2 separate regions of the Homo sapiens genome follow, and region 1 is linked to region 2. Evidence: chromatin loops called from intact Hi-C (ENCODE). Cell type or tissue: PC-3. All regions are shown on one strand. Links, peaks and the distances in the headings refer to the core of each region. The heading gives the core; the rest is flanking DNA.

The links. Peaks named below come from ENCODE experiments on the same cell type or tissue, not always from the same donor. Only the 100,000 strongest peaks of a DNase experiment are listed, where the experiment ranks them.
Region 1: a loop joins it to region 2, with 4 times the contacts of the local background. A loop is called at or near these places in 2 of 110 quality-filtered maps.

What each region holds. Positions count from the first base shown.
Region 1 is chr10:35,485,431-35,501,742 of GRCh38, reverse strand. It overlaps CCNY (cyclin Y), which reads right to left. Exons shown (of 10, transcript NM_145012.6): 3 at 208-242. Among named protein-coding and RNA genes, the nearest start is that of GJD4, 110 kb to the left of the region's middle. RefSeq lists enhancers at 2,953-3,102, 6,102-6,151. In PC-3, for the core only: no CTCF peak of the experiment used is centred there; DNase peaks (open chromatin) are centred at 8,222 and 8,662; H3K4me3 peaks cover 902 bases; H3K27ac peaks cover 1,393 bases.
Region 2 is chr10:35,364,407-35,380,718 of GRCh38, reverse strand. The region is part of intron 1 of CCNY (cyclin Y); the gene reads right to left. Among named protein-coding and RNA genes, the nearest start is that of CCNY, 36 kb to the right of the region's middle. RefSeq lists a silencer at 1,024-1,318. In PC-3, for the core only: no CTCF peak of the experiment used is centred there; a DNase peak (open chromatin) is centred at 8,178; H3K4me3 peaks cover 1,305 bases; H3K27ac peaks cover 2,484 bases.

The sequences.
Region 1 (16,312 bases), core at 5,833-10,832, 120 kb before region 2:
TAGGGCTTCTGGAAAAATATTTGGGACAGTGGACAAATACTGAGTGATGCTTGTCCAATTACAAACCAAACTAAGCATAAGTACACTGCAACATTCTTCCAAGTATCTACAAAGCACATGAGCCATTTTCATCCATCACAGACAGTTATTTTAGCTCTTTACACTGTACAGTCATTATGAAGAACACAGGGAGACAGCTTCACTTACATGGTTAATGAAGAGACTCTTGCGTTTTTCTCTCACTGTGAAAACAAAAGATGCAACAGAAATGTTATATGCCTGCATGCCAACCCCTGGCAGGTGGATGAGGACTGGGCCTCTGTGTCGTGGTCCCGTCCTTCCACCAACCAACATACCCACTTGCTCATTTATCAAACATAAGAATACAGGACCTGCACAAATGCAGATCTGAATGAACTTGGCTCACAGAGGGAAATATACATCCATTTAAACAAGAGCACCCTAACAAAATAACTGCAGCTGAAATCAATTAAGGGGTAACAGATTTCCATTAACTGAATAAAAAAGTAATTAGTAACCCTCATAAAACTCATATGCATCTATTAGTTTAACATAATTAACAAATGATAGGACTATTTATTCCCAACCCTACCAGACCCATAAAGCTCCACAGTATATAAGGGAAATATAAATAACAATAATATCTAGAAAGCATTGAGATCCAGGAAGACGATGTACATCAGCAGCATTACTTATCATGGAAACCCATTATTCTCCATGCTGGGTGCTGGTGAATACAGCTGGGCTTCTGTCTGGGAGCCCCTGGAGCTCCTTGTGGCACCCAACCCCAACCCCATAAGGCTGACAGAGGTCACCATAATTGATACTGCTCTAACAGTCACCATAATTGATACTGCTCTAACAAGGTGGCTTCTCACACTGCATGCATGGCCTGTGCTGAGCAGCTCAGCCTGCAGTGTCCCCAGATACCAGTGTTTCTCAGAATGGGAGCCTGCTGCCCCAGAGAGGTAGAAGGGTCAGTCACAGGGAACACGAAGAGCTTGTAATAACCTAGTATCACTGAACTTTGCATTTTCTTTTCTGAAGGCTCATTTTGTGGGTACAGATGAATCCATCAACACATTTATTCGTTACTGTAAAAGACATGAAGAATAGGTTTCATTCAAGGAGATAACATCCTAGGTCCCCAGGAATCAACAATGTTATCTTGGGGTACCCTAAAACAGCAGTGTACAAAAGATAGAAGAAGGTTTTCTCCTTACAGTCCATGCCTCTGCAAAGAAGATTCACTACTGTTTTCAAAAGCCTTCCTGCTGATCTGTTGAAGGGACTATGGAACTGTTTTTCTATCACTCATATGCTGTTCTTAGACTCACAAAAAAACACTTCTCTTTTCCTTAGAAGTCTTGTCCTCTCTGGAATGAATGCTGCCTTCCACTCTTGATATCTCAAAGATAACAAAAGCAAAAATGCAAAAGCAAAAATTAGTCTGAGGATACTGTTGAGTACTTTAAAAAGAGAGACTGACACATAGAAGGCAGCTCCATCAAGCCATCGGATGGACGCATGTGCAGGCGATCAGCCCCCTGCTGTCACAGGACAGGGCACCCTGGCCATGCATGAGGCCAGACTAGCGCACACAGAGCACGAGTGCACAGACAGCAGCAACAAACTGGTCTGCTATGCACAGCATGGAGGCAGAGGGATTACATTTTACCTGACTCCAAGGAAGAATCCACATGAAAACCATAGCAAAACAAACAGGATGGTCTGGCTGGAAGCTCTGGGTTTTAACTTCCTGGCATACATACATACATATATAGAGCGTGTGCATGCACATGTGTGAATTAAATTAATTCATACTAAACTATTATACATGTAGCCAAGGATGGGGATATGATGATAATTCTATGGTGATTTCCCACTGACTGAAGGGACCCGGAAACCCTTTCTACATGGGCCACAGAACTGACAGGGTTCCCACTACATTCTGAGATGACACTTAACCCTTCTCAGAGCAACCCAGTGATAGGTTTGTGCAAAAGAGACACAAGTCTCCCAACTGTGGGAACCACCACCCATACTAAGGTCACCTCAACACCCTACATCAGCCCCTGCCTTCAGCAAATGAAAGATATCCATGCCTCAAAAAATACCAGCACTTCCTATATGGGTACTATTGAGAAGATTAGGAATTATTCACGTGTAGAAGTAATGGCTGAGATGCATAACCTTCAATAGTTCTGACTATAAGTCCGACCAAGAAAGCTGATATGGTTTGGCTGTGTCCCCACCCAAATCTCATCTTGAATTCCCACATGTTGTGGGAGGGACCTGGTGGAAGGTAATTGAATCATGGGGGCAGGTCTTTCCCATGCTGTTCTCATGATAGTGATAAGTCTCATGAGATCTGATGATTGTAAAAACAGGAGTTTCTCTGCACAAGCCCTCTTCTCTTCTCTGCCGCGATGTGAGACGTGCCTGAGATACCTTCCACCATGACTGTGACGCCTCCCCAGCTACGTGGAACTGTAAGTCCCTTAAACCTCTTTTGTAAACTGCCCAGTCTGGGGTATATCTTTATCAGCAGTGTGAAAACATACTAATACAAAAGCTTTCAAACAAACAAAAAAAAAACTACAGCAGACACAGAAGAATATTATAAACACATATGCCATTTTTGTCCACCACCTACAAGGATCAATCTCAGGGAGGAATCAGGCTATTTTCATGAACTCCAACTGGCTGCAATCAGAATGGTGAAGAAAAACGAAAGTTCACTAAGACTATTACAGAACACCTGAGGATAAGCTATCTGAATCTATTACAGAATCTCTCAGGCATTCACTGCTTCTATGCAAATGAACACCTACACACTACCCTATTTCCTCAGAGCAACCTGGGGCTCCTGGGGCCTGAATCAGGTGCCACTTTCCTGTATGGTTTTGTAATGCTCCTCCTAACATAAGAGGGTCTTTGGCAGATGAAGTCTGCACAGTTTCTGAGAAGATTTTCCACACATGCATCTCTATGGCCGACTTGCTTCTGGAGCGTCTTCCGCGCCCCCAAACCAACAACCTGTCCCTACCCAGATGGGAAGAATGCCTGATATCCACGTTAGACCATGTGACCCATTACTCTGACCATCCTGCCTGGATTGGGGGGTAACTTTACCCTCTCTGGGCTAACTCCTTCTCCTGGGAATCTGGAGTTGGGACATACTCAAAGGGCTCTGCTCAACCTTAACTGAGGGTATGATGTGTAAACTTCAGACTGGGGTGGGACTCCGCTGTGCAGGAAAGAGTGAAGCAGCAGATCTGACAGCCATCCTTAAAGGGCCTGTTGCAAGGCTGGCCCTTGGCTGGTATCTGGGAACTTGGATTTAGGAGGGTTCCTTCCCATCATTTCCTAACTGGTAGGAGTGGCTCACTGTGCCTAAGCTGTCTGCACAAACAATATGCTCTATGCCGCACACAGTATGGTTTATTTCCTTCTGGGAGTCTGGAACTTTGGTACTTAACAGGCAGAGCCTTCTTACATGAGTGGTCCTCCATAAAAATCCTGGGTGCTGGGTCTCTACCCAGGAGTTTCCCTGGCTGACAACATTCCACAGGTGTTTTCACAACTCATTTGTGAATGGGGGGATAAAGTGCAACCTGTGTGGCTCCATGGGAGAGGACTCGCCCTGTGCACCTCTTCCCTGTACTGAGTTTGCCTCATGTGCTTGCACTGTAATAAGTTACAGTCATGAGTGTGACTGTATTTTGTGTCTTATGATTCCTGGACCCCCATAAAGCAGTGGTGTCCCTCTGCCATGCAGAGAAACACGGCAGAGGGAGATGGGCAGAAGGCAGGTGCTGCCTTAGTCCTAACAGCTTTTAGTACCCAGTTCCACCAATTCATGAGCTGTCTGAGATACCCTCAGTGCCCTTAAAATTAATTACTCCTTTTCCCCTAAGCTAGCAGGAGCACAACCAAGACATTACCATAGGGGGAATAAGATAAGTAGAATTTTTTTTTTTTTTTTTTTTTTTGAGACGGAGTCTCGCTCTGTAATCCAGGCTGGAGGGAAGTGAGCTGACTCACTCCACCTCCCAGGTTCAAGCAATTCTCCTGCCTCTCCTGCCTAAGTAGCTGAGAGTACAGGGGTGCACCACCACATCCAGCTAATTTTTTGTATTTTTTAGTAGAGACAGGGTTTTGCCATGTTGGCCAGGCTGGTCTCGAACTCCTCACCTCAAGTGATCCACCTGCCTCGGCCTCCCAAAGCGCTGGGATTACAGGCGTGAACCACCACACCCAGTGATAAGCAGAATATTTTACAGTGGTGTATCACCTGAAAAGACTGACAGAATTGCCCAAATCTAAATCTGTCTTTAAAATAAATTTGAAACCACTGAGGCTGATGTGGGTACAGCTCTGAAATTCAAAATGCTTTAGCTATTTTATGTAATGGTATAAGCAATATGCCAACTCATTTCTAATAGGTGGTTTTAGTCATCTTTAACACTTCAATATTTTTGGTTACTATAACAATCAATCAAAATCTCTGGAGTTTTCTGAGTTAATGTCTAACTGAATTAACTAATAATTATGTTTTGCTTCTTTAGAGAAAACAGGCAATAAATTGATATGGATCATAAATTTTTTCTTTCCTGGGAGAGGAATAACAGCAATCTCCTTTGACACAATCTATGATAGTTAAGAGGATTTTTAATTGGCTACAGTGACAGTCCATAAAGATGTAAACAGAAAATGGACCAGAGGCTTTAAAAATAAGCCATCTAAAATCAGCAAAAACAATACAGTTGGCATTAAAAGTCTTCTCCTGATAAAATGGGGAGTGAAGAGAGTAAAAGGCAGTGTTTGCAATCTGAGGGACAAACAAAATTACACTTAAGTTGCTATGGGACACTCTCTTGCCACAATGTCACACAAGTGACTCTTTAAAATACAACTTTCAACCTAGTGTGTGATTATTAATGAGGATTTGTTAACAATCTAAACACCATTTCAGCTGATTCCTGTCATAGGTAGGCATTTAAAAGATTACCTTGGTTTCTCCTCTTCCATTTCCAATTTTTTTCTTTTTTAGAGATGAGATCTCACTATGTCGCCCAGGCTGGTATTGAACTCCTGAGCTCAAGCAATCCTCCTGTCTCAGCACCCCCCAAAGTTTTGGGATTACAGGTATGAGCCACCGCACCTGACTCTCCTCTTCCATTTCTAAAATAGACCGACCTTCCAATGGCAAGTGTTAGCCACCACCAAGCCATAGGATGCTGGTACTAAAAAGGTCCTAAGATACCTAAGATACTCTTTCTTTGGCAAACTAGGGAAGAGCCCAAGCAGGCCAAGGAAGGGAAGGCCCAGAAGAAGAAGAGAGGAGACCGCGTGTAGGACCCCTTCCTCTATACATCCGCCCTCCAACAAGAACATCACTGGTGTGCACAGGCATCCTTGGCATCTGCATAAAACGAGTCCCATTTAAAAACAGAATGACAATTAGAACCAGGTATGAATAGAGCTGTGCTATTCTACAAAGAAAATTTACTTAACTGATTAACTACTCTGGATGTGAAGGACTGGCAGGCCACACAAGAGGCAGGCTTCAACTAAAGAATGACAGAATTTTGTTTGGATATACGAAGCTGATTGCTGAGATAGCTCCAATGCAGATCACAAAGATCTGGTTGAAAAGAAAAGGTTTCATTTCCCTTTCCTTTTTCCTGTGGGTAGCACAGATCAGGCCTTGAACAATAAAATTAAAAGTTTACTATTAACTTTTCTTATAGTAAATTTGAGATGACCACACAGTTCCTACAGTTTTCAATAATTCAGTGAATTCACTCACTCACTCACTCACTCACTCAATTCAAAACAACTGTTGAGCCCCTGTTCAGAATGCACATGGAGGCTCCTGCCCTGCTGAGCTCCTGCCCTGACAGGGAAGTCGTCATGAACACAAACGGCCAGGACACAAAGTGCACTGTAGCAGGAACATCACCCACACTTTGGAGCCCAGAACAAAGCATCCTGGTGTGGCCATTTCCCCCCAAGGCACACCTCCTGTGCTGCAGGAAGGGAGCTTCCAATTAGACCTCTGGCCTGCTCTGAACTGTCCAGGACCTGCTCTTATTTCGAAATCTGGGCACAGAGGAACGTGACATTCTGTGCATTCAAAGTGAAATCTAAATAAGCAAAGCCAATGAAACAAAAATGAAAAGACATAGAAACATTTCTAAGATGTTGAGGGCACAGCCAGTCATGGAGAGGAGAAAATTCCAGGGAAGAGAATAGGAAGTAGACGAAGGAAGAACATAAGGAGAAAACTATTCAAAGAACAAATATCCACCTAAGCTGCCAACACACTTGAGAGGTTTTCTGTTTCTCACAGAGAATATCTAAGGCCAAAGGATTTCTTCAGAAGCACAGAAACTTCAGCTAAGTGGCATCCATTTAAAACTTTCTGCTAATCAGAAAAGAAATGCATGCTTATTGCAGAAAATTTGGAAAATACAGAGCCATATAAAGAAGAAAATGCAACTGCAAATAAAAATTAAAAGCTTGCTTGGAAAACACAGAGATACATAAAACATACACACACACAGAGTATCCTTATCACCCCTTATCTGAAATGCGTGGGTCCAGAAGTATTGTGGATTTAGGATATTTTTTATCAGATTTTGAAATTCTGCATTATTTGAGCATCCCAAATCCAAAAATGTGAAATCCAAAATGCTCCAATGAGTATTTCCTTTGAACATCAGGTTGGTGCTCAGTAAGTTGCAGATCCATCTTGGAGCATTTCAGATTTCAAATTTTTGAATTTGAGAGGCCCAACCTGTTTAATCCAACAATCCAGAGACAATCACTATTAATATTCTGATGTGTATCCTTTGAGTCTCTTTTGTGCGCATATATACAAAGCAAGCATGATGTGTACTTTTGCATATGAATGTATTTGTATATAAGTATGTGCAAGTATACATGTGCTCATATATGAACATGCCAACAGAAATATGCCCATTTTTCTATTGGTGTGTTAGCATTTTGACTGATTGTATAATAATTCTTTAATACATAAAGGCATTAATCCTTTTTCCTATAGATTGTGATATTTCCATCACTGATGATTTCATTGTTAGATGCATTTGGACATGAGTTTTCATTTTTAGGCAACTTCCTTCATTGCTTCTACAAACTTACATGCCCCTTCCCCATTCTGACACTAAATATTCACGTATACTATTTCTAGATGATTATGATTGTATTTGTTACATTTACTCTACCACTAGTCAATCCATCAGAAATCTATCCTGACACATGGTGGAGGTGACGTTATCATTTTATTTTTTAAGTGAGACTTAAAGTGCTGTGTATTCTAATATAATGAGCTGCTATCAAATGCTGGCTGATATAATTTCAGACCTGGCCTCTTTCTGGTTTGCTTCCAAGGTGTGTTGAAGCAACTCTTTCTTTAAAAAAAAAAAATCTTTATTTTTTTGTAGAAATGGGGGGGGGGGTCTCACTATGCTGTCCAGGCTGGTCTTGAACTCCTGGGCTCAAGCAATCCTCCCCACTCAGCCTCCCAAAATGCTGGGATTACAGGAGTGAGCCACTGTGCCTAACCTGGAAGCAACTCTAAGATGTGGGGGTCCACGATCTATCTTTATCAAGGAAAACACAGAAAAAGATGGGACTGGGCACAGCAGTGCACAGAAGCCACCCTCTACTCTTGTCCTGGTATCCATCCCTTCTCCTCCTGGTCAGGCCCAGTGTTCTGGTGCAAGGTGTCACAGTCAGCACAGAGGAGCTGTCAGCACAGACAAGCTAGAAGATGGCACAGACCCAAGTCAGGGAAGAAACTCAATCCAGCTGAGCAAATGAGAACCTACACTCTAGGGTAAGGATTATATTTACTGAGAACTTGTGTTGTCTTACGTACAGGGCTCGGTGCTTTGATGGATTATGCATTTAGTCCTCCTGACAATCTCACAAAGAGGTACTAACTCCATTTTACAGTGATAAAATTGAGATTGAGGGAAATCATGTGGAAATGGATCATATGCACCAAGATTATGTGGAGAGTGTTGGATCTAAGCCTCCAGTTCAGGCAGTCTGATTCCAGAGGATCGCTATCTTCAGGCAATCATTCCAAGGCATTAACTATTCTTACATGGTGACTGCATCAGATTATCCTGAAATTCAGCTGCCTCCCTAGATGTCACGGGGCAGCCAGCCAAAAACATAAGCCACGTAAGGTAAGCTATAAACATGGTAAGCTATGAAAAGTATTTACAAGGTTATCAGTCTGTGCCAACTGAAGGGGAAATGCAGGTGCTCAGAGTTTTTAAAAAGAGAATTGAAAAGTAAGTTTATGGCTACCAGCAGGCCACAGGTGCTGTCTAACAGTAGGACAAGGCTGTGGTAGACGGGGCATCAAACTCCCCCCAGCCTGGGGGAATTATCCCTGCTAACCTCTATTCTGGATCTGTGCTCACTGAGCAATGTTCTGACTGGGAACAGCGCAGGTCAGGAGAGAGGATATGATAAAAGGTACGGAGAAAACTGACATTCTGGGTCTAAATGATTTCATCTGAGTTTGTACTATATCAGCAGCTTTCTCCACACTGGAAAGCCCAAGGGATGAAATACTGGAGTCAGGTGATGCACCCAAGAAAAGTGAGCCACGGCACCCAAAGAGCGCCTCTGACTTACAGGGCGAGGCCTGGCCAAGAAACCTGATACCTGCCCTCCCCCCCCCATGCACCTCAAGAGAAGACTGCAGAGGGGAGAGGGGAGAGCTGGCCTGAGGGTGGCACGGTCATGCTGAGTTCTGACCCGGAATAGGAAAGCCCAAATACACCACCTGAGCCTAAAAAAACCTACATCCTCCTGTCCCTAAATAATGGATGTGTCGTTTTCTAACAAAGCTAGGGAAGGTAGGAGAAGGTAAAGCTGCAACACAAAACAGAAAGCCACTACTCAGGGAAGACTGCCACCGTGCCACGGCAAGTCTGCCCAGGGTGGGTCATGATGCCCTGCCTTCATTCCTTCATTCCCCTATGCTTGTGAGTTTCTTCTATGTGCTAGCCACTGCAGAGACTGCGGAATGTGAAAGGCACAGTTCCTATCCATGAGCAAGATGCAATCCAGCAGATAAACAGAAAGCTATTTATTTCTATACCACAAAAATAATCACCTCCACACAGAGGAATATGCAAACTGCACTGAACGTAATGCCACTGATTTTCTGATAAACCATTACTCTATGTGTCACTAAGAAAGAAAAAAAAAATGCTGCCAATTAAATTTTGGCAAGTCACTGACTGTGCTGATTTCAGAGGTGTTCCAGCCAAGGAAAGGTGTCTATCACAATCAATGGAATGAAGAGAAACAGGGAAGCATCACCTATGAGGCAGCCATTGGGCCAGCATGGACAGAGGGCAGGTGCTGCGGGCAGAGCATGCCACAGATGATGGCCTCTCAGGCCTGGAGGGGAGGGGACCCACAAGAAGGGTGAAAAGGGCTCTGTGTGTGTGCTGGTGTCTCACTGTTCCAGTGGTGAGGAGACAGACGGTCAGGCAGGGAGGGGCCTAAGAGAAGCTCCACTTGCAGACAGGTGGAAGAAAGGTTTGAGAGAGGACATGATGGAGGCAGGAGACTGGGAAGGGGCTCGCCACAGACTGGGTGAGGAAGGAGGAAACGAGAGTCCAGGCAGGAAGGGGAGGATGGGAGAAATTCAGGGCATATAGGTGCAGCTTAGACACTGACTACAGGACTCTGGGGGTGCCCATTAAGACCCAGACAAGCAATGGGTTTATTCTTAAAAACTAGGTTATGAGGCCGGGCGTGGTCGCTCACACCTGTAATCCCAGCACTTTGGAGGGCCGAGGCGGGTGGGATCACGAGGTCAGGAGATCGAGACCATCCTGGCTAACATGGTGAAACCCCATCTCTACTAAAAATACAAAAAATTAGCCAGGTGTGGGGGCAGGCACCTGTAGTCCCAGCTACTCGGGAGGCTGAGGCAGGAGAATGGTGTGAACCCGGGAGGCAGAGCATGCAGTGAGCCGAGATCGTGCCACTGCACTCCAGCCTGGGCGACAGAGCGTCTCAAAAAAATAAATAAATAAATAAAAAATTAGGTGACAAGGGAGAGGAAGCTGGCAGGAGAGGAAAGACGCTGACTTCTGATTTGGACATGCCAACCCCAAGGAGCATGTACGATTTCCAGACTGGCTGTCTACCAGGCGGCAGAAAACATCTCTGGAACACATGCTTACACTGGCAGGACGGGGTGGCTCCTCTTGCCAGGGGTCCTGGAAGAGGCTGGCTCAAGAGATCCCCAGTGAGGATCCCAAAGTACCTGTTACATCACAAGTCAATGAGCAGACATTGCTGAGGGCTCGCTGTGTGCCTGGGACTCACCCTACTGCTTCAGGAGAGCAATCTTCTAAGGAGACAGGTGTGTCCATTGTCAATTTATAGGAAGTTATGACCCAAGAGATTATGTGACTATAAATCCCACTAATGGAAGACAAAGGCCTAACGCAGAGCTGGGTCCTAGAGCCTTGCCTAACTGGAGGCCAGAGGCTGGTTCCCTGCCACTGGGGTGGCCACAGGTTGGCAAGGGCATGGGCAGCCCAGCACGCACAAATGGACCTGTCTGCACACTCAACTACTCATGGCTTTTGAGTACCCACCCTCCTCCACACACCCCAAACTAGAGGGAAAGACAGGTGAGGTAGTAGTTTTTGCAATTCTTTTATTGAAATGGTCTGTCACAAGTAACTTAGGGCTAGACTAGAGCAAAGGTCCTCAAACCAAGTATTCAAAGAGACCTTCAAATGGGCTGAGGTGTGATGCAGGAACCACCTTCCTCCCTCACAACTTCACAAAGAAAGGCAGGCACACCTGAGCTGAGGCCTGCACTGACCTGGTGTGAAAACCTCCAGGGGCACCAGATGGAAAGACAAGCAGCCACTGGGGTTGTGGTAACCACCTTCAATCCAGGTTCATGTGTCTTTCATCTCCTGCCAGCCTCCTGTGGCACAACCTGGAGGCTTCTTTGTCCTATGGACTTTCCCTGGAGGGGTGCTGGAAAGACTTCCGGCTCTGGGTTTACAGATATCACAGTGAGGATGGTTTCCAACAGGACCTGCCTCTTCAGGCGTTAGACCCCCAAGCAAAGCTCGGGGAGCAGCGAGGGCAGCAGTGCAGGAGGACACAGGGAAGGGCGGGAAGGTGCAGTGGACCGCAGACTGCTGCCTAGGTGTGCACTCCCCTGCGCCTGTCTGGCCATTTATGATCAGAAGCACAAAGGCAGCCATGGGCATGCACATTAACATGTTATGTGAATTGCAAAAATAAAATCAGACTTTTTCTCACAGAAGGTAAGACTGATTCTAAGAAACAGGTGTGATAGGCAAAAATACAAATAAAGAAATACATAATTAAAAATAATGTAAGACTGATTTGACTGACTGGATTGACTATGATGCCTGGCTTTGCCAACAAAGTCATATGAAGAACCTGTAGCATTCTGAGGAAAATATATTTAAATCAAAAGAGAAGCTGAAAACATTAGTTCAGAGGAAAAGAGCAGGTGGGGGTTCCTCCATTCAACATATATTTGAGTTCTTTCTATGGGCCTGGCACTGTGAATGGCAGAGATGTATAAACATGAAGACTTGGAATAAATCACGATACGCTGAAGACCTCTGCGGCGACAGAGGGACATGCAGAATGCGGTGGGGCAGCAGTCAGGGAAGGTGTTCTGAGATTAGGCCTAGATTTATTCTCCCAAAGCTCCCAAGGATATCAGGTTAAACTAGGTGCCACCAAATGTAAAGAGTAGTAGATATAATTGAAAGTCATGTGCTACATTTGGTAAACCTTTTTTGATGTACTTCCCAGAAACTGTAAAAATGAGGGACTCCTCTAACTGAGTAATTCTTTTGCAAATCAAATAGATTCCAATTCTCTACTGTCAATAAAATAGAAGGAGAACAAAACTGAACTGTAGCTGATTATTAGGAATTATTTTGGCTGACAAATCCCTTGGAGATTTTTCGACATATAAACTAGACAGAGTAGAAAGAATTCAATGATATGACTATAATAAAAATCTTTCTATTTCCATCTATTTATATAGATGAACAAAGTTCCTCAGCACTTACATCTATAAAAACAAAGGCTTGGCTGGGTGCAGTGGCTCATGAGGTCAGAAGATCGAGACCACCCTGGCTAACATGGTGAAACCCCATCTCTACTAAAAATACAAAAAATTAGCTGGGCGTGGTGGTGGGCGCCTGTAGTCCCAGCTACTCGGGAGGCTGAGGCAGGAGAATGGTATGAACCCAGGAGGCAGAGCTTGCAGTGAGCCAAGATAGTGCCACCGCACTCCAGCCTCAGCGACAGAGCGAGACTCCGTCTCAAAAACAAAACAAAACAAAACAAAAAACAAAGGCTTTGATGATGAATACTGCCTCATTTCAGTAATAAGTAATATCAACCCATAGAGGCATCTCACCAAGAAATGTTTTTCCAAAAAATATTTCATTTTTTTGTTTAATAATTATCCGGTAAAATGTAAGACTACAGGCACCTGCCACCACGCCCAGTTAGTTTTTTGTATTTTTGGTAGAGACAGGGTTTCACTGTTAGCCAGGATGGTCTCGATCTCCTGACCTCGTGATCCGCTTGCCTCAGCCTCCCAAAGTGCTGGGATTACAGGCGTGAGCCACCGTGCCCGGCCTAGGTCATATTTTTATAGAAAAGAATATGATAGTGTGATAAATGACTTTTCAAAATCAAAATACATTATACTAGTATAACATTTTATGGAGAAAATAGTATGGAAATACAAGTTCAAGATGATAAAGGAGTGATATGAAATTTCCAACTGTTAGGAGCATGTTCATACATTTTTAAAGGACTGAAGGTGGGTATCAAATCACTCTGGTATTAAAATTTCATCTGAAATATTTGTTAAAGAAGGCCAGTTTATTTTAAAATATCAACGTTTATAATCCATCAGAAATTATGTGCTTTGATAGGGTAAAAAAATTTTAAGGTCAACGTAAAAATGCTTGAGGGACTTCAGTTTTTCAAAATTGTTTTCCATAGTATGTAAGCAAAGGAACAAAGCATGAAAATCACTGGTGTAAGCTTAGGTCTTCCCTATGGCACTTGACATGCCCTGAAGGAGACACACCGAGCAACTGAGGGCAGCTGGAGAAAGGGGCACCCCAGCACCTGCACACCTGCACACACGAACGAGCCAAAGACAGCTGGGAATGCAAGTGAGGTGAGGACAGCAAGGCCATGGCAGCGCTCGGAGGAAAGCAATCCCGACAGGGCAGTGGAAAGTTGCTCCTAAATGCTAGATAAGAGGAGGACAAAAAGGGTGGTTGTTTCACCACGCAAAAGTTCAACACTGCCCGGTAACCAAAACACGACCCCAATGAGGACAGCCACAGAATATTTTTTCAATTTCAGTATTTCTAAAAGGTTGTGCAACTAAAACTAAGAATCATATTTTTATTTCTGAATTTTAATGTTTCTACTTTGGCTCAAGCCACTCAAGGGATGGATAGTTTTTATTCCTTTAATTATTTCAAGGGACTCCTGAGAAACACAGATTCCGCAAACTTAGGGTTTTTTCCTCCAAATTCTTTGTTAAGACAATAAATCTCTAAAAATCACACTAATTAAAAGGAAAAAGATGTGGCTTGGCTGCTTTCTCATATTATTTAAGAATATTAAGCTCTCACATCTTTGAAAATGATGAACTAAAATAAGTACAGAAAAGGAAAGGACATGAGGAACTACAATTCTTCCCCACAAGTAATGATAGTAGCATGAAAAACCATGGCAGGTCTCGCAACCTAACTTCTCTCTGGCCTGGCAAACTTCTCTACCCCCATGAGGAACTCTTGGTCCCTTCTCTGCTGAGTGGCTCCTGTACAAAGTCTGCAATGTCATCCTCTTTGTGTGAAGAAAGAAAGCAGTCACTCTGGCTTTGGATAAAATACCCTTACCTTCAGCCTCTGGAGGGGTCTGATGAGCAGGCTACTTAACCAGTTTTGTTGGAGTTCCTAGTCTCCTGCTTGGAACAAGAAAAAAGTTCCACGTCCAGCCTAAATCTCTTGGATATCCAGAAGGAAAAGGAATTCAGCAATCACGAAAACTCTGATGACATCATGCAAGTGCCATCTAAATCAGTCTAGTGAACAGCTGGGAGGTGGGATGCATGGCCGACAACTTGTTTCCCACATCATGAAGTGCTGAGGGGAAAGAGAATGTGGGGTCTGCAGAAACACGGAGCTGTCAAGACCCAGGAGCTGCATGTCTGTGGTCCAAGCAGCAGCTGCCCTAACATGACTGTCCTCATCCCAATCATGGCTTCCTATCCACAAATCAAATCTAAACTACTGTCAAAGTATATTAACCTGAATGAAGGAAAGAGGAGAAATCACCAGATTCAAAAGAAAAGACTCTAATAGAAGTATGCCTTACTGTCTCAGACTATATTTCTTCCAACTAGAAAAAAAATAGGGTAGAAGACCCACAGTTGTGGTCTTGTAATGGAAATATAAGTTTATCCAAGTGACGAATTATCACAATCAAATCAAGAATGTTTCCTGGTTTTGTCATCTTCCTTCTTTCAACCAGTCAGGTTGGCACAAGGAATACTGACATCCAATATCACATGATCCTTTTCCTCTAGGGGCTAGCGGGTGGCAAAGACAAAAAGGTCGTTTTAAATTCCACAGTATGGTTCTGATGATGAAGAAAGATCCACAGGCTACTCCTATGGGAGCTCACCAAAGCCCCACTCAACCCAGGCTGAGGGATCAAAGAAACCCTCAAGGAGGAAGTGACAGCAGGAGGAGCCTGGAGGACAGAAGAAATCAGCTGTGTGAAAAAGGGAAGGAGAAATCCAGGTGTGAGGCAAGTGGCAGACTTGAGGAAGCAAGTGATTCAGTATGTATGGCGGAAGCACAGAAGTACACAAAGAAGAGAGGAAGTTGGCTGGGAAGGAAGGCAGAGGCTGGATCACGATGGGCCTCATATTCCATGCTAAGATGTTTGAAATTTAACTCTAAAGCAACTGGGGAGCCCTTGAGAAAGGTTAAGGAAGCCAGTGGCACAATCGTATCTGATTCACGGGAAGTCCTGTCAGCTAGCGGCAGCACAGACCAGGGACTAGAGAGGGATAAGGTCAAGGGCAGGGAGTCCAGTCTAGAGGCTGCTGCAGTAACACAAGTGGGGAACTGTGAGTCTGAACTAAGGTGGCAGCAACTGCAATAGGAAATAGTGGTCAGGTTCAAGGCTGGGTAAGAGGTGAAACTGAGTACACCTTGGAATGCCTGGATGCAATGGTGTACTAGTAAATGTTTAACAGTCATCTGTTTAAAAAATGCTCTGATTTGCAGCATTTACCAATTTCCATGGTGTAAATACTCTGATTATGGCTATTTCAAGCCGCCAATATGATGTCACTGAACCTGGAGCTGGGAAGAAATGTATCTCCAGCACCGCTGCCCACCTGTGAGAAGAGGAGAGTCTACGAAAATCCAAAGCCCTCCTTGGCTTAGGGACCTGGGCAGGGTAGAAAATGCAGAAAGTTAACTGGAATTCTTAAGTTCTGTCTGGGACATACTGAGTCAGGGGAACCTACAGCCTTCATTGTAAAGATGTCCAGCAGGCAGCTGAATACGTGGGTTTTGAACAGTACAGAGAAAAATATGGTTAGACACGACAGTTGACATAAATGCCATGAGGAACTGTGTGCAAACCAAAAAGATAAGAGGGTAAACAAGAGACCCTGGGAAATACTACATTAGAGGGACAAATAGAAGTTTATGAAGATGTCTGAGGAGCTTTCAGAAGGGCAGGATTTCTTAGGACCAATTTGCCAAAAGCCAATTCACCAAGTAGCCAATTCTCTGATTATCATGTCACTAAAGAATTCATTAAAGTTACCAAATCTACGTGTTTTTTTTTTTTGTTTTTTTTTTTTTTTGAGACGGAGTCTCGCTCTGTCGCCCAGGCCAGAGTGCAGTGGCACAATCTCGGCTCACTGCAAGCTCCACCTCCCGGATTCACGCCATTCTCCTGCCTCAGCCTCCTGAGTGGCTGGGAATACAGGTGCCCGCCACCACACCCAGCTAATTTTTTGTATTTTTAGTAGAGACGGGGTTTCACCATGTTAGCTAGGATGGTCTCGATCTCCTGACCTCGTGATCCACCCGCCTTGGCCTCCCAAAGTGCTGGGATTACAGGCGTGAGCCACCGCGCCCAGCCCAAATCTACCTAT
Region 2 (16,312 bases), core at 5,655-10,654:
ATCTCTCTGGGCCTGTCAGTTTTCTCATCTTCAAGAGAGGAAATATATTTGTATCTAACCCCAAAAGGCTATTGGGAGGTGATAAAAGTAAAGCATGTGAAGTGCTCTATATGTGATAGTTGTACCTGGGCAATATCTTAAAATTACTAAATCTGGGTGAAATATAGAGACTCATCGTACTATTATCTTTAATTCTGTATAGTTTTGAAACTTTCTGAAATAAATGTTTGAAGTTAGTTATTATCAGGTTCCTTAAATACAACACGTAAGAGAAATAATCACCTCCAAGGTCTCTTTGGGCTTTAAAACTCTCTGATACATTCCACACTGGAAGGATAGGATTCCCAGGTGGAAATCAGGAGTGGGAGAGAAAGGGAAAGACATTAGAGAAATAAGCTGTGACCACCAGTCACCTCCTCAAGTAATCACTGCATAATCAATGTTTCACACATAAATGCTTCAATGATTGGACCCTGAGCTGACTCCAAGCATTCATTACAAAATACAAACCAAAATGGGAGCAGCACTTCCAGATCCAAGCCCTCGAGGATCTAAGACTGGTACCTGGCAGCCTCCTTAACCCAGTATCTGTTGGAGTTCAAGTCCTACTCGCTTCCAAAACAACATCTTCCAAGTGTAACCTAACCAATATCTGGGACAGTGTTCCAAGTCCAAACGTTCGAAACACAAAGTAGTCCTCCCATACAAACTGTTGACTAGTTCACATTTTTTTACTGCGCTGAGTGGAATGCTTCATATGACAGCCTGGGACTGATGAGTACTAAAATTCCTGGAGATGACAGCTATGTTTCTCCTCCTTGTGTGGTAAAGTGGGATTTCAAAGCCTCCAATAGACGGCTCCATCATCTGTTGGCCCAGCTAAGTTTCCTCCCAACAACTCTCAGGGTAAAAGGAAAGAAGGGGTAGGGGGTGGATAAAGGCAAAGGCAAGCACGAGAGAATTCTCAGTAAAAGAAAGCAACATCCCTGCATTCAGGGCCTTCCTGCACCACATTATCTTCTTTTCCCACAAGCTTCGCTTTGTTCTCAATAGGCCAACATTCTAAATCAGCTGAAACACATCACTTCGTCACCAGGAGGAAATGTGGAGTTCCAGGATATGCAGAGCTGTGATCATGCAGACTTCAGCTAAGTCAACAAGTTCTGCCAGTAGCTCACTCAATCACTTCCCTCGCTGGTTCTAAGTCTTGAATTTAGAATCAAATTGCTACTTGCTAGATCCCTTGAGAAAAGATGTCATTTCCTGTAATACAGAGTCTGGCTCCATTTCTGACATCTGACTGCTGTTTTCAGGCCCCACCGCTCCCCACCTTCCCCTTCTGCCCCCATCTGGGCAAGCTGATAAGAAAGCCTGGGGCCCCCTCCTTTGGCACTTGCAGGAAGTTCAAACCATCCAGGTCCAGGGGGGCAGGGAAGGAAGCCTTCGACCAGCCCCAACCCCTAATCATGTAAAAGCCAAGCCAGTCTCCTTTCCCTGCTCTCTCAAGACACTTTTGGACCCGAGAGCCTGCCTGCTCTCCCCCAAAAGCTTTACTATGTGAATAATTCACCTTTTCTTACTCTCTTGGTACATCGTGAGGTCTCATCAGGCTGACACGTGAACCAAACTTTGTGTGGGTCCATCCCACCTCTGTACAGTGGCAACAGCATTTCCCAAAGTAAAAGACCCTGCATACTCCTTTCAACCTTCATCCAAAAATGCATTGGTGCATCAACTCCACCAATGTCTCCCTTGACTCTGGCCATGAGAAACCTCTGTCTCAGCTTCTCACCAATAAAGCAAGCCTAGTGCAGTTGCAAACAAACCAGCATAAGTTAGGAAGCAGAGGCTCAGGACAGGTACCCATTCCACCCCTAACTAACCAGATGACTCTAGACAATTCCACTGCCATTTCTGGGTCTCATTTCCCTCACCTACTAAAGAAGTGTAACAGTACACCCTCTGTGCCTAACTAGTAAGATCATGGTAAGGATCGAACGGGGCAGGATGTGGAACAGCACTCTGCAAGCCATCCTGACTCACACATATTCTAACTCCCCCAGCACGTCCCGGGCTTCATCTCCCTCGCCCAACACTCAGCTCTGCTCTTCTACTGTCCTTCTAGCTCCGTGCTCAAACAGAAAAACCCTCCTAACTTTTCTCAACACACATACACCCCACCCTAGCCAAAAAAGCAACCACCGAGGGCTCCGGTAACCTCTTCTAGGAAGTCACCCATATAGACAACTTAGCACCAGCACTCTATTCTCACAAATTCTCCCAAAAAATCCTTTTTTCTTTTATATTGTAAAACAGTCAAGATCACACCCGCTGAAGCCAACCAAAAAGACACAGGCTCTCATCACACAGAAGTCAGAATTCTGGAAAACTCGTATCTACCACCATGAGCTTGAAAGCTTCCCAATAATTAAGACTTCTGAGGAGGTCAGGGATGATATTAGCAAATGTGATTTTAGACAGAATAATGAAATGAGTCAATATTTGGAAGATCTGCATAAATTAGTGAACCAATACTTTCCCAAATGACAAAGCATGATGACACAAAATCTTGCATGTGGTAAAAGGTCCATTTAAAGTATAAGACAGATCAATAAACTTTAACATAAATGATTTCAGATTCCACAGTGCAACTAACCTTTAATAAATTACCATTTGTCACATTTTGAGGTAGTGTCAAAGAATATCCATGTTATCTTAAAAGTCCATAAAACAATACTCCTTTCTTTTCCAATCACATCTGTGTAAGGCTGAATTTTCTTCACATACTTTCACAAAGCAACATAGCACAAAAGACTGACACAGAAGCACATATGATGTTCTTGCTGCCTCCTACTAACCAGACATTAAAGATATAATAGAAATGTAAGGTAATGCTACTCTTCTTACTTAATTTTTTGTTTTGAAGATTTTTTAAAATAAAAATGTATGTTAACATATAATGGTTACATTATAATGTTATTTTTTAAATTAGTATATTTTTATTACAAGTTTTAATTTCTAATATGATATCTACAGACATAAAAATTCTTCTCTACAATTTCCATTATTGAGTTGTAATTCACATGCCATCAAATTCACCACTTAAATAGGTACAGTCATGCTTCCTTAATGACAGGGATATGTTCTGAGAAATGTATTGTTAGGTAATTTTGTTGCTGTGCAAACGTCATAGAGTGTACTTACACAAACCTAGATAGTCATAGCCTACTTCACACTTGGTTATATAGGACAGCCGGTTGTTCATAGGCTACAAATCTGTACAACATGTTAATGCCCTGAATATTATGGGCAATCGTAACACAATGCTAAGTACTTGTGTATCTAAATATAGAAAAGGTACAGTAAACATATGGTATAAAAGATTAAAAATGGTACACCTGCATAGGGTACCAATCATGCATGGAGCTTGCAGGACTGGAAGTTGCTCTAGGTCAGTCAGCAAGTGAGTGCTGAGTCAATGTGAAGGCTGAGGACATTACTGTACACTACTGTCAACTGTATAAACACTGTACACTTAGGCTACACTAAATATATATTTTTTTAAAAAGTAATTATACTATGACATTACGGCAACACTCAGCGATAGGAATTTTTCAGTTCCATTATAATCTTATGGGACCACCATTGCATATGCAGTCAATCCTTGACCAAAACATCATTATGTGGTGCCTAACTGTACAATTCAGTGGTTTTTAGTACATTCACAAAGTTGTACAATCATCACTGCTATGTAATTCCAAAACATTTTCATCACCCTAAAAAGAAACCCCAAACCCTTTAGCAGTCACTCCCATCCTCTTCTCCCCCCATCTCTGGCAACTACTAACCTACTTCCTGTCTCTATTAGATTTCCCTGTTCTGGACATTTCATATACGTGAAATCGTAATATATGTGGCTTTTTATGACTGGCTTCTTTCACCTACCATAATGTTTTAAAGGTTCACCCATGTTGTATCAGGTATCATTACTTCCCTCCTTTTAACGGCTAAATAATACAGGCTGAGCATCCCTCATCTGAAATGCTTAGGACCAGAAATGTTCTGGATTAAAGGCTTTTTCGGATTTGGGAACATATGCATTATATGCTTATCAGCTGGCCATCCCTAATACAAAAATCCAAAATCTGAAATGCTCCAATGAGTGTCTCCTTTGAGCATCATGTTGGCACTCAAAGTTTTAGATTTTGGAGCATTTCTGATTTTGGATTTTCAGATTAGGAATGCTCAACCTGTATCCCATTGTATGGATATACCACATTTTGTTTATCCATTCATCCACTGATGGACATTTGAGTTGTCTTCACCTTTTGCCTATCACCAATAATGCTGTGTACATTTGTGTATACATTTTGTATAAACATGTTTTCAGTTATCTTCGGCATACACCTAAGAGTGGCACTGCTGCGTCATACGGTAACTTCATGTTTAACTTTTTGATGAACTATCAAACTGTTTTCCTCAGTGGCTGCACCATTTTATACCAGCAATGTATGAGAGTTTCAATAATTTTTAACACTATACATGGTGTCCTGTGACCAAAAAGTTTAATAACTGCTGTGCCAGGTTGAGGGATGCTGAGATAAAAGTCTCCTTCCGTATGAGGTCATCATGTGCTACAGGAGCTCAGGCTTAGAGACAGAATACCTGAGCCACGACCCCTCAGAGCTTCCAAGGCACGGTACAGGGAATGACTTTACTGCACCCAGCCCACCCCAGGTATGAGCAGTCCTCCTTTCGGTGTCTTCCACTGGTGCCTGGGGCTCTCAAGCCACAATGCCCACCACTCTATTCTCACCCTTTTTTACTTCTCACCTCAGTGTGTCTTCTCTCCCTCTTGCTTCTGCTGAGCTCCTTCCACACACCTGTCAGGTCATCACGCCTTCGCCTCCTTTCCCTTCCTGATGCTAAGAACCTGCTTCACCTATAGACACAATTTCTCTCAACTCCTTGTAGGTTTTGTGCTGCTCCAGAATCCCAAGGGTAGACCCTCTGTGAGTGAGGTTTGCAATATTTATTACATCTGTGAGGCAGCAAAAACTAAGACTTCCCTATACTGAAAGCAAGCCTCTGGTGACTTCTGGAGAGAACAGTTTTCCTGAACTTCAGTACCCCACAAAATTCAAACAAGATGACTCAATACTTAGAACATTTCCCCATAACCTGTGAATATATTACCTCATATAGCAAATGGGAATTAAGGCTGCAGATGGAATTAAAGCTGCTAATCTGCTGGCTTCAAGGTAGAGAGATGAGCCCAGATTTTCCAGGTGGACCCAACATAATCACAAGGATCCTAAAAAGGGAGGCAGGAGAGCCAGAGAGAGAAGATGTGAGAACTCCATCTACCACTGCTGGCTTTAAAGATGGAGGAAGGGCCTGAAGCCAAGGAATGTGAGCAACTTCTAGAAGCAAGGAAAAGGCAAGAAAATAGATTCTCCCCTAGAGCCCACAACAGGAAACACAGCCTACTGAAAGCCTGATTTCTGCCCACTGAGTCCTGTGTCAGACCTCCAACCTACAGCACTATACAATAATAAATGTGTGTTGTTTACGCCACCAACTCTGTGGTAATTTGTTATGGCATCAATAGAAAATTAACACAGTATAAGTCCTTCTTTAAAAAAAAAAATGTACTTTAAAGAATCACCCCCTCCCTAGTCTCATACCCCAACTCATTTCATAAGATAGAGGCCCTGACCTGGCCACACTCTTTTCCCTTGAGATTGTCAACTTCCTTTCTTACAGTCTGAGAACCCTTTTTTCCATCAAATGACAAGCATCCGAGAAGCTGCATAGTATCACTTAGTGACAAGTGTTGACAATTTGCCTCTGTCTTCTCTGCATCCTCATTTTAACAATCCAAAATTTCTTCCATGGACAATTAGTTCATTTTCCATCCCCTTTTTTTCCCACTATCTTTAACATATGTAGCTACTTTTCAGAGACACGTATATTAGAATCTCTAGTATGCTATAAATACAAAATGATTCAGAGATATATTCATAAACATGGACACACCTGACAAACCAAGAAACAGTTCACAAAGACCACAGTTGCATCGCCATTCAATGGAATACTTTTAACGGGCTCAATGAGGAAACCATATCCCACCTGCAACTGCAAAACATCTCCATACAATATATTGGTTGAAAGTGTTGTTTGTCCCTAGTCTCTGCAACAAATAAGACACATTTTACAGCACTAAAAATTAATATGTACTCATTTATCACAAGATGAGAGATAAAACCCCTGTGACTGGCCGTGGAGATCAACAGGGCACTCTGATGAAACATTTATATTGGTTTGTCAAGTTCTCCTAGAGAAAGCTTCTTTTCCTGTTTCCTATGAGGAGACATCTGTGTTCCTGAGAAACTGGAAGGATTGGCTACCTGGAAACAATGTCAAATGTATTAAAAATTAATAAAAAAAATTAACCCCATGGTATCATTCCATCTCTGGCTAAACTATATAATATGTACACTTCACACAACTGCTGCACTAAAACTTCTAGGCCTCACCATTTGTTCTACAAAGGAAAGGGCCAAAAATATAAATCATTCAATATGTCCAGAGTTCTGTGGGCAAAAACAATGCAAAGGGGCTTTAATTGGGAAAACGCTGTAAGCTGCACCTCTTGCTATAAATGTTATGAACACCTTATTATGTGTCATTTCCAACCAGTTCCCAATTTTCAAAAAACTGTACAAAATGATACTTCCTTCTATGCAATTAACATGAAAAAAGTTATTTGTATGGGGCACTTGAGAAAACAAGTTAATACAGCTGATCTTTGAACAACTCAGGGGTTAGGAGAAACAACCCCTTCATGGAGTTGAAAATCTGTGTGTAACTTTTGACTCCCCAAAAACTTAACTAATAGCCTCCTGTTGACTGCAACCCTTACCTATAACACAATTAATACATATTTTGTATATGTATATACTATATTCATACAACAAAGTAAGCTACTGAAAAGAAACTGCTATTAAGAAAAATCATAAGGAAGGGAAAATAGATTTACTATTCATTAAGTGAAAGTGGATCATTATAAAGGTCTTCATCCTAGGCATCCACAGGTTGAAGGAAGATGAGGAAGAAGAGGGGTTGGTTTTGCTGTCTGCAGGGGAGCAGAGGCATAAGAAAATCCATGTATAAGTGGACCCAGTTATAAGAGGTATGCCGTTCCTCTTTACTATATATATAGACCCATGTTAGAAATACAAAGTAAAGTACACCATCCTTGCCCTCAACATAAGTGGGGTGGGAGGTGAGCACACTCCTCCACCACTCACCATCCATCCAGGTGCTCAACCCAACACTGCTGGGTGGCAAGGAATCCATTGCTGACAGCTGCAGCATGGTCTACTAAGCACCTACAATGGAGTCAGCCTAGGTCAAATGCTTTACAGGCTTTGTCTCATTTATTCTCCTAACAGCCCTAAGAAGTAGGTTTCATTATCCCCACTCTGTAAATTAATTAAATGAATAGAGAGACAGGATGCAATCACCCAAAACCGCACCAGGAAGAAGCAGGGCCAGGATTCAAACTCAAGACTGCCTGACTCAGGCTTGTCTTCTGATACTTCATTAAGTTTTCTTACTACATTTTATTACATTTAAAATTATCCCTGGATTTTAAAATCCTTTCAGTTTACAATCTAGCAGAGGAAATAAGAGCATGAATAAAAATAACCACAACTGGCCAGGCATGGTGCCTCATGCCTATAATCCCAGCACTTTGGGAGGCTGAGGCAGGTGGATAACCTGAAGTCAGGAGTTTGAGACCAGCCTGGCCAACATGGTGAAGCCCTGTCTCTAAAAAATACAAAAATTAGCCAGGTGTGGTGGCAGGCGCCTGTAACGCCAGCTGCTCGGGAGGCTGAGGCAGGAGAATGGCTTGAACCCAGGAGGTGGAGGTTGCAGTGAGCTGAGATCGCGCCATTGTACTCTAGCCTGGGCAACAAGAGTGAAACTCCGTCTCAAAATAAATAAACAACTGTAAGCAGTAGCTCTCTATGAAATGGGATACACAGTTAACTGACACAGAACAGACACAAAAGAGGAAGGTGGGGCAGGAAGGGCTGATGCCCAGCAAAAGTACAAGCCAGAGTGAGCAAAGGCACGTAATCAGGAAACAATGTAGGGAGTGCTCAGAGAATGACAAGTGGAATAGAGAGTCTGAGAGGGCCAAGAGTGAGAGAAAGGCCAGAGCTGGCTGAGCCACACTTCATGCATGACCTCCGCACACCCTGGAAGGCCCGAGGCTGATCCCAGGGACTCAGAGTGAATCGTCTAAGGATTCACAGGACTAAGACCACAGAAGACTGACTTTTGGAAGAGTAATCTTTGCAGAAACAATTCAGGCTGGCCCATGCGCACTGCTAACGCATTAAATTCCTCTCCCAATCGACAGAAAAAAATGAAGCCACCTGAATGCAGCCACTCCTCCTTGCTGTCCCCTCCTCTCCTTCCTCACTGTCAGGGTGAATGGGAACCCTGGAGTTCCCCCATCCTTTCCCTCCTCCAGAGTGACTCCTTTCATTATTTTGAATCTCTCCCTCTAACCTGGGCTTCATCCTCTGAGCCTTCAAAGCACATATGCATCTGCCAGTTGCAGGAAAATGTAAATATAAAACACAGTACCTGCCTTTTCACACCCCAGTCTCACACAGGAGTGGTCTGCCCTTGTTGCTGCATCCTTTATAACCTTGAACATCAGTAATTCAGCTTCTGTTCCCATTGAAATCTTTCAGAAACACACCAAACTGCCATCAATCACTCATGCAATCACTCATGCAATGAAACTTGCTCAGTCTTCATGGACTTGCTTAAGAACTCAGAATTGCTGATCATCCTCTTCATCTTGAAGTTCTTTCCTCCTCTGACTTCTGTGGCTGCTTCTCCCGGTTCCTGCCCTAGCTCTGACCACCCTTCTTGGTTTTCGCTTCTCCCCGTGCCTCACAGACACAAGTGCCACATGGCCCAGGGCCTCCACCCTGTGCCCCAGCTTCCCATGCCATGGGAACAGTTACAGCATCTCTACTGTGCCCCAGTCCTCCTCCCAAGCTGAGGCCTCACGTTAAAACTGTAGGGAGGATGAAAGCACCTGTCACAAACAGCCAGACTTGGTTGGGAAGGTCAGTATGAGACATTAAGAAAGGCAGGTGGAGGTGAGATCATGGAGAACCTCACATACAAGGGAAGGTCAGTGAAGGTCACTGAGAAGGAAAGTGACTTGTTCAAAGGAGTGTGGATGGACAACTAGCCTGGAAGGATTGTGAAAGATGGACCTAAAAGCAAAGAGATAAAGGCAAGGAAGACAACTAATCCAGGCTCAGTAAATCAAGGCAGGAACTAGTGTGGCCACAATTGAAATAGAAAGGAAGGAGAGGTCTCTTGAGAGTCCAAGTTAAATAACAAAGAAGTATCAGCTGATACAATGTCCAGGTCACCTCTCATCCGTCAGCCACTACACAGGTATCACGTTGCTTCTGTATCCCAGCACTGGGCTGGGCGGTGGTACTACCAACATGATCCATATAGTCCCTGCTTTGAAGGGACATACAGGCTACGTGGAGAAGTCAAGAAAAGAAATCCAGCCCTCTTAAAACCATTTCAAAGAACAGCAAGTAAAATAACCTAACAGACAATCAATAATGAACAAGTTTTAAGAGTTTTAACCTGGCCAGGTGCAGTGGCTCACGCCTCTAATCCTAGCACTTTGAGAGGCCGAGGCGGACGGATCACTGGGTCAGGAGATCGAGACCATCCTGGCTAACATGGTGAAACCCTGTCTCTACTAAAAATACACAAAATTAGCCGGGCGTGGTGGCAGGTGCCTGTAGTCTCAGCTACTCGGGAGGCTGAGGCAGGAGAATGGCATGAACCCAGGAGGCGGAGCTTGTAGTGAGCCAAGATGGCCCCACTGCACTCCAGCCTGGGCGAAAGTGCGAGACTCCATCTCAAAAAAAAATAAAATAAAATAGTTTTATCCAAGATCAGATAGTTAACCAAAGGAAGAAAAGTGTTGTAATAGGGAAATATAAGGCACTTCACACTACCTGGCCAGTCTCTGGAATAACTGCACACAATAAAAACAGAGCCAGAGAAGATTCCTAGTCATTATCATCCAAGGTCTATAGTTAGCTAAATTTATAATGACAATGTTCAATTTAGGCTTCATACTTAGCCTGTTTCCAGGCACAGAGCAAGTATACATAAACACCAAAAGAATATGGATGAGGAACGGCCGGGCGCGGTGGCTCACGCCTGTAATCCCAACACTCTGGGAGGCCGAAGCAGGCGGATCACAAGGTCAGGAGATCAAGACCATCCTGGCTAACACGGTGAAACCCCGTCTCTACTAAAAATACAAAAAATTAGCCGGGCGTGGTGGCAGGCACCTGTAGTCCCAGCTACTCGGGAGGCTGAGGCAGGAGAATGGAGTGAACCCGGGAAGCGGAGCTTGCAGTGAGCCGAGATCGTGCCACGGCCCTCCAGCCTGGGCAACAATGTGAGACTCCGTCTCAAAAAAAAAAAAAAACATGGATATGTGTAACAAACAATTTACTGTACATGTATATGCATATGTATATGCTTGAGGGTACTCTCAAGCTCATACCCTCACCATGAAACTCTGGGGTTACTGTGAAGCCTGTATGAACTAAAGCAGTGATTCTCAAACTTTAAGGCTTACTAAAAAATGCATGTCCTCCCATCTGATCCCTGAATATTTAAATAGTCATCCAGGTAATTAATTCTAATGCAGAGAATAAACAGGTCACCTTTTTAAATGTTCTTAAAAGTGGTTTACAAAATTTGGAGTTAAACGAGTCTTCATTCAAATACACTTTATTAAGGTATTTGGTCACCTCTAATAAAAATATTGATTAGAAATTAAAATTTATGAGGTCCAATTTACAAAATATTCACACAAATTGAGATAATGTGCAGAACAAGAAACATTAAGCAGCATATTAGTAGGCTTAATCTCAGAAACTTTTCCATTGCAAATTTGTATGTATCTTCAGCTCACTTAAGTGGCCGGCTCAGCACACTAATAAAAATCCTATGATAATCTCAGGCAAGATAAACTTAAATAGGGAAGAGCCTCAATAGAGTAGTTTTCTCAAAAAGGATATATTAAGCCAAGAATGTATTCTCTTAATTTATATTCTCATGACTCTTACCCATAAAAAGTTGACTGGAATTTCTTCTGTGTCTTCTGAAAGCAAGAATCCAAGTTCTCAGGGATTACAAAAACAGCTGTTTAAGTCTTTCCTAAGGCCACAACTTCCCTAAACCGTGTGGAGCTTTGCAAATGTAGTAACGAATCCATCACTGAAACCAAACAATGTTCATGCCCTTAATAGTTTGGCAGATGCCTCTGGCAGGAGGAAATACGGTCCAAGGTCACAAGTGGGACCTCAAGCCTCACCATCCTGCTCTGTTCCTGTCCCGCTGATGCTCACACAGGAGTGGAAATCAGGACAGGCACAGTCACCAGCACCTCACACACTCTTAATGAATGCTGTCCACAGTCTACTGCAAGGTCATTTCGGCCTGAATATTTATCAGTTCAGACTGCTTTTTGAATGTTTGGCCCTGGACTACTTCCACAGAGCAAGCAGGACAGATCTCCACGATGTAAATCACCAGGAAGTTCCTCAGAGTAATAGGCAGGTTACTGCTGCTCCTTCCTGTACACCAGAAAAGTGGAGAAACTGAACAACTTCTGAAGCCAAATAGTGATAAGATCTCAGAAGTGAGCAGTGGAAGTACAGAGACCCTGCTCACTAGGCCCAGCCCCACCCTCCCAGCCTCACTTCCTCTGGTACCTCCGAGCACCGGTTAAGAAAAGCCAAGGAAAAGGAACTCTGCAGCCCCTTTGAGGATCTATCTCTGATTTAGGACTCTCCACATCAGAAAGCTTCTACCTTATTCCCAAGTTGGAAGGGCACTCCTATGCCACACCGCCCACCCCACAGCGGCCTGCCCTGACGCCTGGGGCCGGGCTATAGAGCAGTCAATGCCGGAGGGAGTCACCCAGGCGCTGACACCCCCAGGAGGAGTCACTGTGTCTCTGGAGAGCACTCCAAAAACACCACGAAATGTGGATGCGAACAGTCCAACCTGGGAATGCTTTCACTAGCAGAGGTGTGCCTGTGACATCTGAACAGAGTATAAAATGACAACCGCCATGTACCACATACATGAGAATAATAACATGAGCACTTGGTAGCAGATAAAGAATGGCAAAAAAGTTTAATTTTACATTAGAAAAACTAATAAAAGCCTACCAGTTCAGCTGAAAATGCTTTTTTCCCTCTGCAAATTAGAAAAAGATTATGATCATTCCATTTTAGTGCAAAGCAGTTTCTGCAAATGAAAAACACTGCGACACAGTCCATAAATTAATACTAAAGCTGAGGATGGAACTTGAAGCCCAGAAAACTGAACAAGACTCACCGAAGGTCATGCAGCTAAAGACTAAGCACACATTATGCCAGGTCTCCAGATTTCTGGGCAGGTGTTTTTCCACTACAAAGCTGATTTCCCAAATAAGCAGTTCTCGTTGTTCTAACAACCTCCAGGCAGAAAGACTCCACAGCCTCAATTGTAATCAATTGCAGACTCTATCCAATCTTTCAAAAGTTTCCTAGCATATGCACCTAAGTCATTCTTCAGAGAATTTTAACTCGTTTCTAACAGACTTCCAAGTATGAGCCAAACACCTTAAGCCAGCATTTACACTCCAAAGTTTTTAAAGAGGTGTGGGAGAGGGGCAGTATGTATGTGACTACTTCTTGTGCCTCATTAGGAGTATAGGCAAAATTAGAGGTCCCATGAGAGTCAGTTTTGTTAAACGAAATATTTCACATCCAGTAATTCAGACATGCCTTTTTCAGGTTTAGGAAAATTACTTTTGTTTAACTGCAGACCTGCAATAGTCTCTAAGGGGAAGAGGCACTGACATGGGCGCACGCTGACAACCCTACCCAGCTCCCAAAGACACTGCTCCAGGCAGCAGCAGGAAGGTGTGCTCTCACAAAGTGACTTCTATGGCGGAAGCCACCCTGGGAAGTCAGCTGCTTTCAGATCTGCATTCCAGAGAGGTTTAACCTGTCCCAACTTTTAAAGTGTCTGTTTTATTCTATAAAATCCATGAGATGTAGACCCATGTTATCTCACAAGAAATGACCTTTACCTAACAATATTATTAATAATAACTAATATCTATTGAGCACATTTACTTTGTACCAAGCACTTTATCTTATTTCATTTTACACCCAAAATAATTCTACAAGGTAGACATTTTTACTGTCCCATTTTACAGAGAAGGAAGATAGGCACCAGGCCCAAGGCTCCCAGCTAGTGCATGGTGGAACACTACAAAATAGAATACTATACAGTCTATAAAATAGAATACTATACAGTCATAAGGTAGTATAAAGTCATAAAGTAGTCTATAAAATAGAACACTCTACAGTCATTAAAAACAATGAGACAGAAGTGTGTTTACTGACATGAAAAAATTTATGTAAAAAAAGCAGGTTTTAAAGTGGTACCCAAAGAGTACCTCTCAAAAAAGGCAACCCAAAAGCAAGGAATCAGCATGGTAACATCATTTCCACACCAAGTCAATCAAAATGCTTATAAAGGGAATTTTATATGAGAACAACAGACAATTCAGTTATACTGTAAATGTCTGTGTCCATTCCCTCCTTCCACACTTAAATTGGCATTCCAGGTAGACCATTCAAGGAATTAGCAATGGTAGCCCTCAATCTGTGCTGCCTAATACAGAAGACTCTAGCCACACGTGGCTATCTAAATTTATTCTTTAAAATTAAGTAAGATTTAAAATTCAGTTCTTCAGTCACACTAGCTACGTTTCAAATGTTTGACTGCCACACGTGGCTAGTGACTACCACATTGGACAGTGCAGATATATAACATTTCCATCATCACAGAAAGCTCTAATAACAGTGCTGCTGTAGAACAAAAAGAGTGAGTTCCAAGAGGGTAAAATGGGGTAGAACTAGCGAAGACTGGAAATGCAGCCCAAATGTCCAGCTGAATGTCCACACTCAGCTACAGCATGGGCCTAGGGAAAGCAACTGCTGAAAAACCTTGGAGTCTCCCATCTCTGTTAATACAGATAGCACTAATAACTTATAATAAACATAAATCAAGAACACAAGTAATATCCTTTAAAGTTGAAATCTGCAAATATTAGACTTAGTCCAATGATGCAGGAACCACAAAAAGATCTGTACTATTCTTTGGAAATAAATTCAGAGCCAGTTCACTTATCTTTTAAAAAACTCATTTCTTAAATTTAGATTCAACTCAGAATTAGAAAGTCTGATCACTCAATTTATACATGAAGCCCCAAATCACATGCTGGTGTTTCCAAAATAAAAGAATCTAATTTATTCTCAAAAGGCAAATGATTGCCACCATCTCATCAAGGAAACAAATGTGTAACAAGCTAAAATGAAATTCTGTGATATTTTTAGAAAGCCAATCACCTCATTTAGAAGCACACACTGCATGTATGTTTGCAAATTGGTATCTGTCGTGTATTTATGCATATATTCATAACACAGAAAAAGAAAAAGAAGTCTGCATTTACTAAACATACTCTAACAGCATCTTCATCCTCATGAGATACAGCAACAACTCTCAATTTTTCAGGTCAATGAAAATGAACAAGGATTTCAACCATCCAAATAGAAGAGAATCTCTGTCCATTCCCTAGACACACACAAATCACTTGTCTCTGGTTTTGCAATATACACTAATAACTTTGTAGCTGTAGAGTTAGTCTAATCATTTTTTAGCTTATTTTGAAATAATTTTCAGATAACAGAAGAACTGTGAAAATAGTTCAGTTCCCATATACCCTTTACCCAGCTTCCTCTAAGGTTAATACCTTTTATAGCCATAATATAAGTTTCTAAACTAAAAAATTAACATTGGTACAATACTATCCACTAAAGATTTTATTTATATTTCTAACCATTTTCTTTTCACCTAATACCATACTAAACTGGCAGTTTCTAAGCATACAAAGATTAAATGGAAAGAAGTGACAATCTCAAAACCCATCAAAGTTAACCAAAAACATCCTAATTTGCGATAGGTAATCCAGGAGCAGGTAACATACAAATAAATGAGAACTTTAGCTCTTGCTGTTTATTCTTCTGCAATTTTTTAATATTCAACATTTTTTCAAGTAGTAGTAGGAAACACAGAAATAAATGTCTCCTCATTTTGAATTTGGAAAACAAAGAAGAAATGAATCTATGTATTGGCTTTAAGATATTAATACTGCAGTAAAAACAGCAACCACTTTTTTAAAGACACAAAGCAAGTCTTTATATCATGAGGACAAGTTAAATATAAATACATCTTCTTCTCTAGCTGAGTATCAAATTTATGTTACTCTTGCTTTCTTTCAATTTCAAAAGTCCTCCAGTGAAGATAACCAATGTCCTACAGAAAAGATAGCCTATCTCATGTATAACTCCATAAACGTTACCAGCTCAATAAACATTACCAGATTAAGTTTGAGACAGGACTGGCTGTTAAGTATGGAGCCCAGTTATAGAAATCTTTCACTTGCACTTGGAATTTTCCACCTTCCAAAGTCCTAAGTCCAAATTCCAACACGAGGAAATACATTTGTTTAAGCCTACTGATAGTTAAACATGCCCTAATTGGTTCATTTCAAAAGCATATACATGGTGAGCTTGGACTTAAACCAGCACTAGGAAAATGCACAACAGAAAATTTCCACACTTAGAGAAGGGCTCAATTCTCACTTAGAACCATTTCCCAATCAGATTTATACAGGCTTTGCTTTGGTGAAGACTTTGGTTTGTAATAGATGGTTTTTAAAATTGCAGTAATTATAAGAATGAGCTATTAGGCTAATCCATAAATAACTCAAACTTCTGAAAAAAACACTAAAGGAGTAGCTGGAAAAAATGAAGTATAAAAACACAATTCACAGAAATGAACTGCCTAATAAATATATTAATGCAGGTAATGTTCCCTATTGAAGCTGACTTTCACAGAAGGCTTCAAAACTCTTTATAAATAAGTATGTCATCTCTTAATATTTTATACTTTTATGAACACACTCAAAGAGCATCCTACTGGCATATGTGCCCCCACCACAACACTATTTTTAAATTAAATACGTAACATTATTTTAAACTAATTTAAAAACATACATCTGATGGTCAGCAGTCAGTCCTTCAATGTATCTAATGACAGGTGG